Regions from separate parts of the Mus musculus genome. Here region 1 is linked to region 2. A link is a loop called in an ENCODE intact Hi-C map of the cell type or tissue named here. Cell type or tissue: gastrocnemius. All regions are shown on one strand. Links, peaks and the distances in the headings refer to the core of each region. The heading gives the core; the rest is flanking DNA.

The links. Hi-C counts contacts between places; a loop is a spot of excess contacts. Peaks named below come from ENCODE experiments on the same cell type or tissue, not always from the same donor. Only the 100,000 strongest peaks of a DNase experiment are listed, where the experiment ranks them.
Region 1: a loop joins it to region 2, with 13 times the contacts of the local background. A loop is called at or near these places in 1 of 42 quality-filtered maps.

What each region holds. Positions count from the first base shown.
Region 1 is chr12:111,710,415-111,716,532 of GRCm38, forward strand. Bag5 (BCL2-associated athanogene 5) reads right to left here and starts at 2,842. Exons shown (of 2, transcript NM_027404.2): 1 at 2,630-2,842; 2 at 1-998. The coding sequence starts at 973. It overlaps Coa8 (cytochrome c oxidase assembly factor 8), which reads left to right and starts at 2,855. Exons shown (of 5, transcript NM_026511.2): 1 at 2,855-3,004. The coding sequence starts at 2,879. In gastrocnemius, for the core only: a CTCF peak has its summit at 2,752; DNase peaks (open chromatin) are centred at 2,362 and 2,783; H3K4me3 peaks cover 3,370 bases; H3K27ac peaks cover 2,862 bases.
Region 2 is chr12:111,810,965-111,817,082 of GRCm38, forward strand. Xrcc3 (X-ray repair complementing defective repair in Chinese hamster cells 3) reads right to left here and starts at 2,915. Exons shown (of 8, transcript NM_028875.3): 1 at 2,861-2,915; 2 at 1,097-1,255; 3 at 1-31. The coding sequence starts at 1,151. Zfyve21 (zinc finger, FYVE domain containing 21) reads left to right here and starts at 3,206. Exons shown (of 7, transcript NM_026752.4): 1 at 3,206-3,413. The coding sequence starts at 3,276. In gastrocnemius, for the core only: no CTCF peak of the experiment used is centred there; DNase peaks (open chromatin) are centred at 2,439 and 3,063; H3K4me3 peaks cover 3,354 bases; H3K27ac peaks cover 2,820 bases.

The sequences.
Region 1 (6,118 bases), core at 410-5,409, 100 kb before region 2:
TTTTCTCCAGACTCACTTCATCCAGCTGTCCGATCAAGCCCTGCAGCTCTGTCTTGGCCCTCAGGTACAACTCAGGAGGGCTCTGCGCCTGGAGAAGTTCATTTTTTATCTCTCTCATCCTCTTGAGAACATTTTCTATTTTTATAATGGAATGGTTCTGTCCCAGGTCAAATGCATGTGTACTGTCAGCTTCCTCTTCTAAGTCTAGGTATTTCAGTAATTTGTTGATATCTTCCACCACCTCCCTCCGATAATTTCTGATCTCTGTACGCCCACACACATCTAGAGCATCTAAGTCAGCAATCAGTCCTGACAGCACGCAGGATAAGTGCCTGCAAGTCTCGGAACTGTCCACGCCCATCAGAAGTGCGATCAGCGTCCCTCTGGCCTTGTTCACCTCGCACATGACAGAGTTGATTTTGGCCACTGAAGGATGCACATCCTCAGACAGTGGCAGGGACGGCTGCTTCTTCATACAGTCCTCAATAACCTCCTGTACCGCGCAGATCTTGGTGAGCGTGCGGTACCTGGCTTTCCGCAAGGAGACCTTCCCTCCGGTCTTCACGTGCGTCAGCCTCAGAATGATGTCCTGGATGCCTTCCTCAAACTCGTCAGTCACACAGTTGCCTCCGCTGTAAAAGGGCACAATCTTGTCTTTCACAAGGGCCTGAGCCTCCTTAAAGATATTCTGGATTTCGATGCGGTGTGGGTGGTTGGCATTCTGCTCCAACTCCTTGAGGAGACGTTCTGTCTCCTGTGCCGCCCGCTTCCTAGCTTGCTGGATATCTCCTTTTCCTTCCGTATCCACAGAGTCAATTTCAAAAAGTTGTTTGGTCAGAATCCTCTCCAGCCTCTTGTAGTTCTTGTCATCCGACAGGCCGCTGAAGCCGACCACTTGCGGCTCTATAGCCTTTACTTCCCGCTGGATCTCCTGAAGCCTACTAATGGAGGGGTGTTGGTTTCCCATATCCATACTTCTGTGTTCAGTTTCACAAGCACTGAAAGATAGCAAGAATGATAACGTATTAGTCTCTGCAGGACAAGAACCCACTCTAAACACTCCTTCTTAGTACACTTGTTAAAAGGGCTCATTCGGGCTGTGGAGATAATTTTTCATCAAGTGTCCAAGCTGGAATTCCAGAACACATGTGGAAAAAAAAAAGCTGGGGCGGAGCTGGAGAGAGGGCTCAGTGGTTAAAGGTGCTGGCTAGAGGACCTGGGTTTGATTACCAGCACTCACATGACAGTGCATGACCACACAGGTAACCCCAGTCCCAGGGCATCTGATTCCCTTTCTGTCTTCAGAGGCACCAGGCACACAGTGATGCACAGACATCCATGCAGGCGAAGCGCCAACGCCCATGAAGTAAAACAGAAAAGCCAGGCAAGCCAGTGCCGGGGAGACGGCGATAGATGGATCTCGTGATTCACTGGCCAGCCCAGGTTAGCCTAACCGAGGACCTTCAGGACCATGGGAAGCCCCACTTCAAAAGCCAAAGTCAAAGGACACCAAGGAAATGATGGTGGGCGGGCAGGGAGGCCAAACTCTGGCACCTGGGCATGCACCAAAATACACAAAAGGTTTCGTCAAAGGTGTAAAAGGTTGCTTGAGGAAAGGGAAGATGTGACATGTCAACTCCCTCTCCTGAAAACAGCTGGACAGGAACAAAACAAAGCAAGCTCACCGGTGTGCTGGTGTATCCCTACAATCCTAGCGTCGGGGATACAGAGGAAAGGGAACTACGAATTCAAGATCACCATGGGCTACTTGGTGACCCTAAGAATTCAAAGCAAAACGGAAATAGGGGAACACGGTAGGGATTTGAACGACAGACAGAAGGTCCTCATGATCCAGCCTGGGTGGATGTCTAGGCCTATGAATTCTGTCTTAAACCATGAGAGCGAGCTGCGTACACTGCCATTCTAGTCAACCCACCAGGTTAGCAACACAATTTCCTTAGATCCCCCCCCCCCCCATCCTAATCTACTCTCTGGAACCAGTTTGGAAGTTAACAGTAGCTCTTCCACACTCACAGGAGCACCATTCGTCCAGACAGCTAGCTAACTTTCTACTTTTCTGAAAGAGGAGCTACGAAACTTCCAAATCCTCACCCTGACTTCAAATACCCGCCGCCCAAACCTGCCGACTGCGATTAACTCGGTCACTCGCCTCCCGGTATGTGCGCTTAGAGCATTTCCCACGCTCTCAGGTTTCTGTCAAACAGCTCACTTCTGGCGGGCAGGCCACAGAACTCAGTCCCCGGGAGGGTCCAAGCCCGGCCCTCGCAGAGCTTTTACCCCGGGAGGTCTGGGCGGCGGCGGTCTTGGCTGCCGCGGGGGGCTGCGAGGTGGGAGATCGGCCCTTCACGGGGAGCGGCACCGCAGCGGTGCCCCCAGCGGCATCCCCCCTCGCCCTTCCCGGCTAGGTCTGACCCGGGCAGCCGGTGAAGGGGCCGGCGGAGGCGGCGGCAGCTACTGGCCGCGGCGGCCGCTCCCGGGTCTCGGCCCGGCCGGACGCGCCGCCGCCTGACCTCACAATGGGCGCGCGGCGGGCGCGGGCCTGCGCAGCGAGGGCGGCGGAGCGCCCGAGGCCGGGAGAACGGAGCTCGCGCCCTCGCCCCACGCTCACCTGGGCCGCACGCGCCATCGCGCCCCGCCACCTACACTTCCGCAGCGTTGTCGCCGTCCTCGCAGAGCGGGCCCGTCAGCAGTGAGCCCGGGGAAAACTTGTCCTCTCCTCGTCCCGCGCGGGCCCCGCCGCCCGGCGTCCGTCCCAGGGAATGCGCACGGTCGGCCTCGCCGCGCGTCGGCTCGGGCTTTGCGACGCCGCCGTAACGCCAACCTTTCCACTGTCGCGATCCTGCCGTACGCGCGGGCCATGGCGGCTTTGCGGCCCGGAAGCAGAGCGCTTCGCCGGCTTCTCTGCCGGTCCTTCTCCGGCGGCGGCGGCGTTAGGTTGGCCCGTGAGCGCCCTACGGATCACAGGGATGCGGCGTCCAGCCGGGTAAGCGGGACGCCGGGGGCGCTGGCAGGGAGGAAGGCCGCCGAGCAAACCCACGCCGCCTGCACCTCTCCGACGGACTGATGATCACTGCCCGGGATCCGCTGTGGAGAGCGCGAGCCTTGCTTATCCCCGAGTTAATTCCCATTTGTATTAACACAGCTCTTGAAGGGTGTTCTTTCTCATTTTCGCATCGTTAAGATTAGTGTTCGACTTAAAGCCGTGGCTGACTTCATCATCCCACTTCTGTAGACTTCGCATTGTTTGTAAACGTGCACGCGATGTCAGAGATCCACAGTGCAGGTCTGCAGCAAGAATGGGCGTGAAGCCTTTTTCAAAAAAACAATTGCTGGGCTGGAGAGATGGTTCAGCTGTTAGGAACACCGAAGACAGTAACAATGCACTCACATATATAAAACTAAATAAAGCTTTTTTTTTTTAGTCAGTTGCACTTCTTTTTTTTTTTTTTTTAAGATTTATTTATTTATTATATGTAAGTACACTGTAGCTGCCTTCAGACACTCCAGAAAAGGGAGTTCACATCTCGTTACGGATGGCTGTGAACTACCATGTGGTTGCTGGGATTTGAACTCTGGACCTTCCAAAGAGCAGTCAGGTGCCCTTACCCACTGAGCCATCTCACCAGCCCTCAGTTGCACTTCTTTGCAACAGAATGCTTTGCTTAAGGAAGGCCTAGGTTGCCAGGCGTGGTGGCCCACGCCTTAATCCCAGCACTCGGGAGGCAGAGGCAGGCAGATTTCTGAGTTTGAGGCTAGCCTGGTCTACAGAGTGAGTTCCAGGACAGGGCTACACAGAGAAACCCTGTCTCGGGAAAAAAAAAAAAAGGCCTAGGTTTAGAGTCTATCAGTCATATGAAAACGCTAAGGCTGGAGGTAAAACATTAATCAGTGGCTACTAACACTTCAATGACCACTAAGCTAGTGATAGAGACTAGAGAGCTTGGTTTAAGCAATAATGAAGAGAGGGAAGGAGGGATGAGGAGAGAGAAGAGAGATGGAGAAAATTAAGAATTGCAAAATGTGCTTGCTGTGAAAATTTTCATCTCTGCTATGCTGTGTCTCCTTGCACACTTTTAGCTTTGAAGTTCTGACTACTCCAGTTTAGATTTGTTGCCTTAGGACCCTGGCCTCTGGCTCAGTTTCCTGGCACAAGAAAAAAAACAAGCCTTCACTTCTGTCTTTAGAAAATATAACTCTAGTCCTTGGGCAGAAAAGATGAAACAGGTGCCTGAACATGCTTTGGGAGGGGAAAATTTAACTCACCCAGCAGCTTTCTCGTGGTCAGAGTTTGCCTTAACATTCATTTTTACTTTTTTAAAAATTGCAATGATTTTGTGTGATATGCCTGCGGCAGAGTTGAGAGGACAGCTTTCTGGAGAGCCTTTATCCCTTCCATGGTTGGTGCCAGGGGTGGAACTCAGGCTTTCTTATGAAACGCTTTCCCCTCTGAGCCATCTTGCCTGACCTTCGTTTCTGGTGAACTAATGCTGGAGAAGGCTAAGAAGCCCGCAGTCTTGGAAGAGTCTTGCTGGAGGCCTGGCGGCACCGCCTTCAACTGGAAAGGCAAGCTGGTCAGCATTGCAGCTTCAGGGGGGTCAGGGTTACACACACGATGAGACCCTCTCTCAAAACAAGGTACCTGGGGTCTGGATCCTCAGGGTAAACCCTTCAGCCTTTTGGAGTCTCAGGGCAAGCCTGTGCTGCTCAACTCTTGGAGAGTCGAAGAGGGAATGACTGTGGCTAGGGGGCCTGACTACCAGCCAGAGCTTGCCTAATTCTGTACTCCCTGTGCTATGGTTTTTAGGATCTAAATGACCTATTATGGTAAATATTGGGAGGCACAAAAGAAAACAGTTCTGCCTCAGGGCTGTTTCCTCTGTGTTGCTACTTTGTTTCCTGAGTTATTAAATGGCTGTAAGACGGATTGCTGTATTGCAAAGAAACTTTGTAAATAGCACGTCTTAAAGGTAACTTTGTGCTTCAAGGGAGAGACAGAGCAGATCTCTGAGTTTGAGGCCAGCCTCATCTGGCTACACAGAGAAACTCTATCTTGAAAACCAAACCAAACAAAGAAGTAAAAACTTAAAAAGAACATTGCAAACTATTTCTTCTTCAATAAAATAAATCCTCTACTAGTTAACTGTGCACATTTTTCTTTATCTCTCCAGTCTTGCTTTAAGAAGACCCACTTTTCAAACCTTCATAACTTCATTTCTGGTCTCTTTGTACTTATTGCTCTCCCCCCCCCCACCTTTTTTTTTTTTTTTTTTTGTCTTTGGCGAATCATGCTGGGGGTTAGTCTTGGACTTTGTGTATAGCCGAGGATGACCTTGAATCTCTCCTCTGCCTCCCCCACCCCCTCCAGGACTGAGTCACAGCGACCATCCTGGTGTTTTGGTCTTTTGTTTTGTTTGTTTTGTTTTTTGATTTGAGACAGGGTTTCTCTGTGTAATCCTGGCTGTCCTGTAACTCTCTCCCAAAGACCAGGAGGGCCTCAGACTCACAGAGATCTGCTTGTCTCTGCCTCCCAACTGCTAGAATTAATGGCAGGCACTACCATGCCCTGCTGGAGGGTTTGTTCTTTGTTTATTGTTTTGTTTTGTTTTGTTTTGTTTATGTGTATAAATTTTTTGCCTATGTGTATATCTGTACATCACATGTATACAGTGTCTGTAGATGCTAAATGTAGCATGTTGGATCCTCTGGAAATGGAGTTACAGATGGTTGTCAGCTTCCATGTGGGTGCTGGGAATTGAACTTGGGTCTTCTGGAAGAGCAGCCAGTGCTCTTAACCACCAACCCATCTCTCCAGCCCCAGGGGTAAAAGTTGAATGAAATACAGGACATTTACGCCATTTACATCCTCATCATTAACAAAGAAAACACCGAATGATTGTACACTGAGCAGGCCTGTTGCCCATCACTGGAACCATGGCCTCCTGACCTGACATATCATTACTGCTGTGGCATTCCTCAAAAATGTTAAAATAGTCTAGGTAAGCTAGGTGTGGTGGCGCACGCCTTTAATCCCAGCACTGGGGAGGCAGAGGCAGAAGTCTGGGTAAACAACCAATGTGTACATATGCAGTAAAGTTTT
Region 2 (6,118 bases), core at 526-5,525:
CACAGAATCTCCTTCACTGACTTCAGTCTGCCTGAAGTCACAGGGATAGACCACTCAGTCAGAGTGGGAGGTGGGGATGGAGCTGGGCCTCCAGATCTGGGACACCAATTCTGGATTCGCCCACAAAATCTTGGGGAATGCGACTAGTGGATGGAGAGGGAAGGGAGGGAGGGTCCTGCTGGCGCTGCTGCACCCTCGTAACTGGGCCTGACTCTCTTGTCAGCAGCAGTAGGAGCCAGAGAGCGAATCCTGAGTGCTATGAAGATGTGACTGTCGCCCTGTCCCACCCTTTGTCCACAGTCCCAACTACTTGGAAGGCTGAGACAGGAGGGTCACTTGCACCCAGGATTCAAGGCCAGTTTAAGCTACACAGCAAGACCCTGTATTTTAAAAACAAGAAAGCATGAATGTAGAGTTGGGGGTGTGACATGAAAGAGTGCCTTTTGACCACGTACAAAGCTCTGGAGTTGACTGACAGTGGCAAACAGAGAGAGGGCCAAGGGAGAATCAACTCTGAGTCCCCAAGCCAGGCCAGGGTAAGCAAAGAGGCGGATGGAGCCAGGATGCAAGCAGGCCGGGCCAGGCAGGAAGCAATGGGCGGCACACAGTAATGACCAAGGCCTACTGCTTGCTGCTTGAGGAGGAAACCAGTTCTGTTCTGGGCTTGCATTTACTTTTTACTTTCAAACCAGTTAGCAAAAGAAATTATTGCTCCCAGCACTGGGAGATGGAGGCAGGAGGAGCTCTGTGAGTTCAAGGCCAGGCTGGTCTACAAGTGAGTTCCAGGCCAGCTAGGGCTACACAGTGAGACCCTGTTGCAATTAAAAAGAAAGAAAAATGAAAAAGAAAAAAATAATACATTGCAGATATATCAAACTAGTTCACACAGTGGCAGAAAGAGCTGCCAGGAACATGCGGGCTGAGCAGCTCGCCCTCTGCAGCCACAGCCCTCTGGGAACTCAGGTGCCAAAGGTGCCCCTTGCGAGACCAACCAACCCCGCTTTGAAAAGGAGAGAAGCCGCTAGGCGTGGGTGGTGCAGAGAGTGCAGCTTGTTTTGCCCACAGTGCCTGTGTGCCCTGCTCACCACACACATACCCCTCTTAACCGCAGCAGTAATTCGGGGGTTTAGGTCCAGCTGATCCAAGTCCATTCCTAAGTGGTCTCAGCAGGGGCATGCAGAGCTGACGGTGACAGCACACAGCAGAGCTGACAGGCACACAGCGACGGATGGTGACACACACCAACTCAGACTTCCTGTGGGAAGGTGACACACAGGGCGGTCCGAAGCCAAAGTGTGGTTAGGTGTCCCACTGAGCGCCGAGGACAGGTGTCTCCCGGTCCATGAGAGCTAAGGATGGTGCTCCTGCGTGCACCGTCAACCCTGAGGAGGACTAGGCAGTCTGGAAGCCTAGGTTCACTCCAGATGTTGGCACAGAACTAATTCAGCCGTAGTCAACATCCTGAAGGTGTCAGTGCGGGGGGGTGGGGGTGTGGGGGTGGGGGGGGTGGGACAAGGTAGCTGCCCCTTGCTGCTCCCCTTCAACTTCCTGGGGCATAGAGGGGTCTTGCTCAGCATTCCCCAGCTTTTTGTGAGTTTGGGATTTTGAAGGATGGTGGGAGAAATTGAACCTGGTCAGAGAACAACAGAAGAGGCAGCTCCACCGTACCAGAAAGCACAGAGAAAGTCTCCCGAAAGGGGCCCGGAGGGGACAGCACCAGGCCAGTGTGAGGAAAGGCGTGTCCTACAGTACACTGCAATGGGTTCAAATGACAGTGCCAAGAGGCACTAAGGATGGGGTGGAGTGGCTCAGGAGCCAAGTTTGAGGAGGCCGAGGACGTGAGATCTGGTGCTGGGCAGGTTTGGTGGGCTGCCAGTAATCCCAGGGCTCAGAAGGCAGAGACAAGTTCCTCAGAGCAGGCCGACAGGCTGAATCTGTGGACTTTGGGTTCGTAGGGCAAGTGATGGAGGAATATATGTCAGACATCTGCCTTCCACACACGCACACACATCAGTACGGATGCAAACGGACATACACGTATGTACATACAACACACACACATACACCACACCACACAGGGCAGGAGGGAAGGGAGAACATGCTTTCAGACACAAAGCTCTGGCACCAGAACTCAAAGGTCCCCCAAGCCATCGCTACAGCGTCCAGTGGTGAACCAGAGCAATCACAGGGCTTGGTGGAGACTGGACAGAGGACATAGTCAGGGGCGGGTTCTATCTGTGCACCCGCAAATGCCAAGGCCTTGAGGCAGCTAACCTTGCTTTACAAAGTGCCACTGAGCAACTTCTACTTCAACACTGAGAACCTGTGTCTCAGACAAAAGCACAGAGCTCCATGCTCCACTTGGCCGCCTGCCTTCCGGAGAAGTAGGGTTACACCAGCTCATCCCTCCAACTGGGCTAGAGTGTGTCCAATTGTGTCAGAGAGAGAGCAAAGCTCCTGGGTAGCTGATTTGGCCAATTACCCAAAGAAGCTAGAGGGTGAGGCGCGCGCGGTGGCTCACACCTGTATCAGTGCGAGGAAGGCTGAGGCAGGACTGCTGAATCCAAGGCCAGCCTAGGCTACACGCACAATGTGACTCGTCCTTACGAACACCACAAGAAAAACAAAAGTCACAGATCAAATCTGCAGCGAGTGGTCACGCTGTGGCTGGCCTGGGACTCTAGTGCGGAAAGCAGGTCCCGCGCTCAGTTCGATTCCTTCAAACCCCGCTACGGGCTTGAAGGGGTGCCCCGCTGGGGAAGCTCGTTCTTGAGTCCCGACCTGGGGCGCTCGAAACCCACAGTGTCCTCTGTCCTCTCCCGCCACCCCATGTTCGGCCACTCGCGATCAGCTAACTCACCTCCCGGATCAGCGACCCCGCAAGTCTCCCGCGCGCTCCGCCCGCTCCTGAAGCCCCGCCCATCTCAATCTTCTCTTCCAATGAGAGGCCAGAGTCCGAGTCTGCTCCACCCAGAAGAAACGAAGAGGCGCCTACGTGGCTGACTAATTGGCCAATCCGAAGTCACACTCTCCCTAGAGGGGCGAGGGTGCCCCTCCGGTCTTCACCGCCGATTGGTGGCCAGCCGTAGGGGCGGGATCCTTGCACGGATTGGAGAAGGGCGACTCTGGGGCGGATACTACTCTCCGATTGGTTCATATTACGAGCTCTGGCTGCGGATTGGGCTTCGGAGCTGTCATCGTGTCTGCGGGCGGGGCGGGGTGGCGCCTTGTGTGGGCTCAGCGCGGGCGGTGGCGTGAGGGGCTCAGGCGGAGACATGTCCTCGGGGGTGGCCGCGCGTCGCGACGCCAAGAAGCTTGTGCGCTCGCCAAGTGGCCTGCGCATGGTGCCGGAGCACCGCGCCTTCGGAAGCCCTTTCGGCTTGGAGGAGCCGCAGTGGGTTCCGGACAAGGAGGTGCGTCCTAGCCCCCGGGTCCCCAACCCGAGCCGGGGCGTCTCCCGCCTCCGTCCTAGGGACGCTCGGCCGCGGCTCCCCTCCGGGCGTTCCCGCTGTCCCTTCTGCGCTGTGGGGCGTTTTCCATTCCTTGGCGGTCATTGGCTGCGCGGTGCGGAGCCCCGGGGAGGCCCGAGGGGGAGCGGTGGAGCGGCTCACCCGTGAGCCGTGCGCGAGTTTGGGGCTGGAGTGTGTCCGTGGGGCGAGGGTGAGGGAGTCCGCCTCCACCTGCCCACGGAGGAACGGTGCCAAAGGGTTTGCAATCTTCGAAGTTCTAAACTCTGCAAAGCTTGGCCACTTGGGAGAAAATAGGAGCAATTCACGCATTCCATGCGATTTTATTTCAAAGCAAATTAAATATCTTTAAAAGACACCAACGAAAGTACTGGCGACTTTGATAAACTTTGAAACAACTTTTCTTCATTTATTCATGTGTGTATGTGCCTTTGTCCCCAATGTCACAGCGCTGGTGTGTAGATCAGAGGATAATTTGTAGAAGAGAGTTTTCTTAAACCATCTGGGTCCCAGGGACGGAATTCAGGTCTCAGGTGTGGCGGCACGTGCCTTTACTTGGTGAGCTATCTTAATGGCTCGTGTAAATTCATCCATGTTTCTGTTTCTCTCCCTCCTTCCCTTTCTCCCTCTCCTTCCCTTCCTCCCCTCTCCCCCTCCCACCTCCCCGTCCTTGGCCTAGCACTCATAAGATCTGCCTTCAGAGTGCTAGGCATGCACTACCACACGCCTCTACCACACACTGTTGCTATGTTGTCCTCGAACTCCTCCTCCCTCAGCCTCTTGAGTTAAAGATGTGCTTCACCACACCTGGCCTCCTCCCAAATTTTTTAAGTTAGAGTCCCTGCTTGGAATTCTAATCAGCTGCTCTTCTTTCCCCTTGAGAGCTCATCCACAGGTGGCCGAGGCCAGCGGCTTCTTAGAGTGAGGTCCAGTGTTCTTGAAACAGGGACTGGAGAGCCACCCGTGCGTGCAGCCAGAAGGTTGTAGCCTGGCTGCTGTTGCTCTGCACCCCACCCCACCCCCCAAACTCTGAAGTTCCTGAGAGCCCTGAAGGAGAAGGTTCATCTTGTACTCAGAGCCCCTGGCTATACCAGGTGTGTCACTGAGCCGTCCCTGCCCTCCTGGTTGTGCCCTCAGTTTTGCACTTTACCTTTGTACTTAGGCATCTGAGCACATAGTTCCTCTTGGGTGCAAAGATAACTGAGCACAACCCTCGAGTGCACTTAGCGTCCCTGAAGTGGGTGTGGGCTTAGGAATGGGCCAGCGTGATCATTCGTGGTGTAGGTAGGTGTCTGAGTTCAGGGTAGTGAGTTCCAGGCCAGCCAGGGCTATACAGTGGGACCCTGTCTTAAAAAGACAAAAAAAAAGGGTGTGTGTGTGTGTGTGTGTGTGTGTGTGTATGTTGGAATACAACCTGGACTCCAGCCCCTGGACGGAGTGGGTGTTGGGGAGGTGGCTCAGCGGAATAAATTGCTTGTGAATGAGTCTAGAACTGGTCAGACATAACTGTTTCCAGGAAAGGCCAATAATGCCTAGATTGGAATAAGGGGCACATTTGGGGCGGGTGGAGGAGGCCAGTGGGGTGGGAAGCCGAGTGGGAAAAGTGTTCACTGGCTCTAGGCCGGGGCTCTAGAGGAGCTATCTCAACATTCCTCCTGCTCTACAGGGGGTCCTTTAAGGTAGATGTTTCCCCCGATTGACACCTGATGAAATCTTTATGTAAAACTTTAAAATTTACAGTGTTTGTGGTACATCCCCATAAGTCTGGATAGCTTGACAGAACTCCATGTCTGTGCCAAGCAGGGAGGAGAGGTTGCTCTGACTGGAGTGCCGAGGAGAAGGGCGCCGACTCTGTGAGTGTCTCAGGCTTGGCTTTGCAGGGGTGACCATGACTGAGAGATGCTTGGACAAGCATAGGTGGCAAACTCCCACTGTAGGGAGGGTGGAGCCCAGGGCCTGATGGGGGGGGGGGCACTCTCCAGTCCAGTCAGGATTCAGGCCTCAGCTCCCCTTGCAGCCTGAGAACCCCGTTCAGCAAGTGCTTTATGGGGAAAAGAATGGGGTTTTGCAGCGCCTGCCAAGCCCGGCCTGGTGCTGAACCCCAGAGTTGGGGTGCTGCTTGTGAACATCTTAGTTGTTCCTGGGGGAAGGGCGATTGATCTAACTGGGAAAGGCTGGGATTCCACAAGTGTTAGGATTCGCCTTGTGCTCCTCCCACGGCTGCAGGAGCCTCCTTGTGTGTTCTAGCTCTGGAACCATCGCCCTGTGGGAGGCTTCCCTCCCACGGCTGGCCGAGAGCCGGGTAAGAGTCGGGATGAAGTTCCGGATCCAGTGCCAGGCTGTAGTTTTCACAGTTGTAAAGTGCAGACCTGATAGCAGTCCCTGAGGTGGAGCTGCCCTCTCACTTCTCCTGAGCCTGCAGCTTCCAGCCCCAACAAAGGCTTCCTTCCTCCTCTCCTCTGTGTGTGTGTGTGTGTGTGTGTGCGCACACGCGCGCGCGTGTGTCTTCTCCTTTGAACTTTTTTCTTTTTTAATGTATATGACTGTTTCCCCTGTATGTTTGCCTGTGTACACATGCATGCTTGGTGCCTGCAGAGGTCAGCAGAGGGTGTTGGGTTCCCTAGAGCTGTGAGCCATTGTGGACGTGCTGG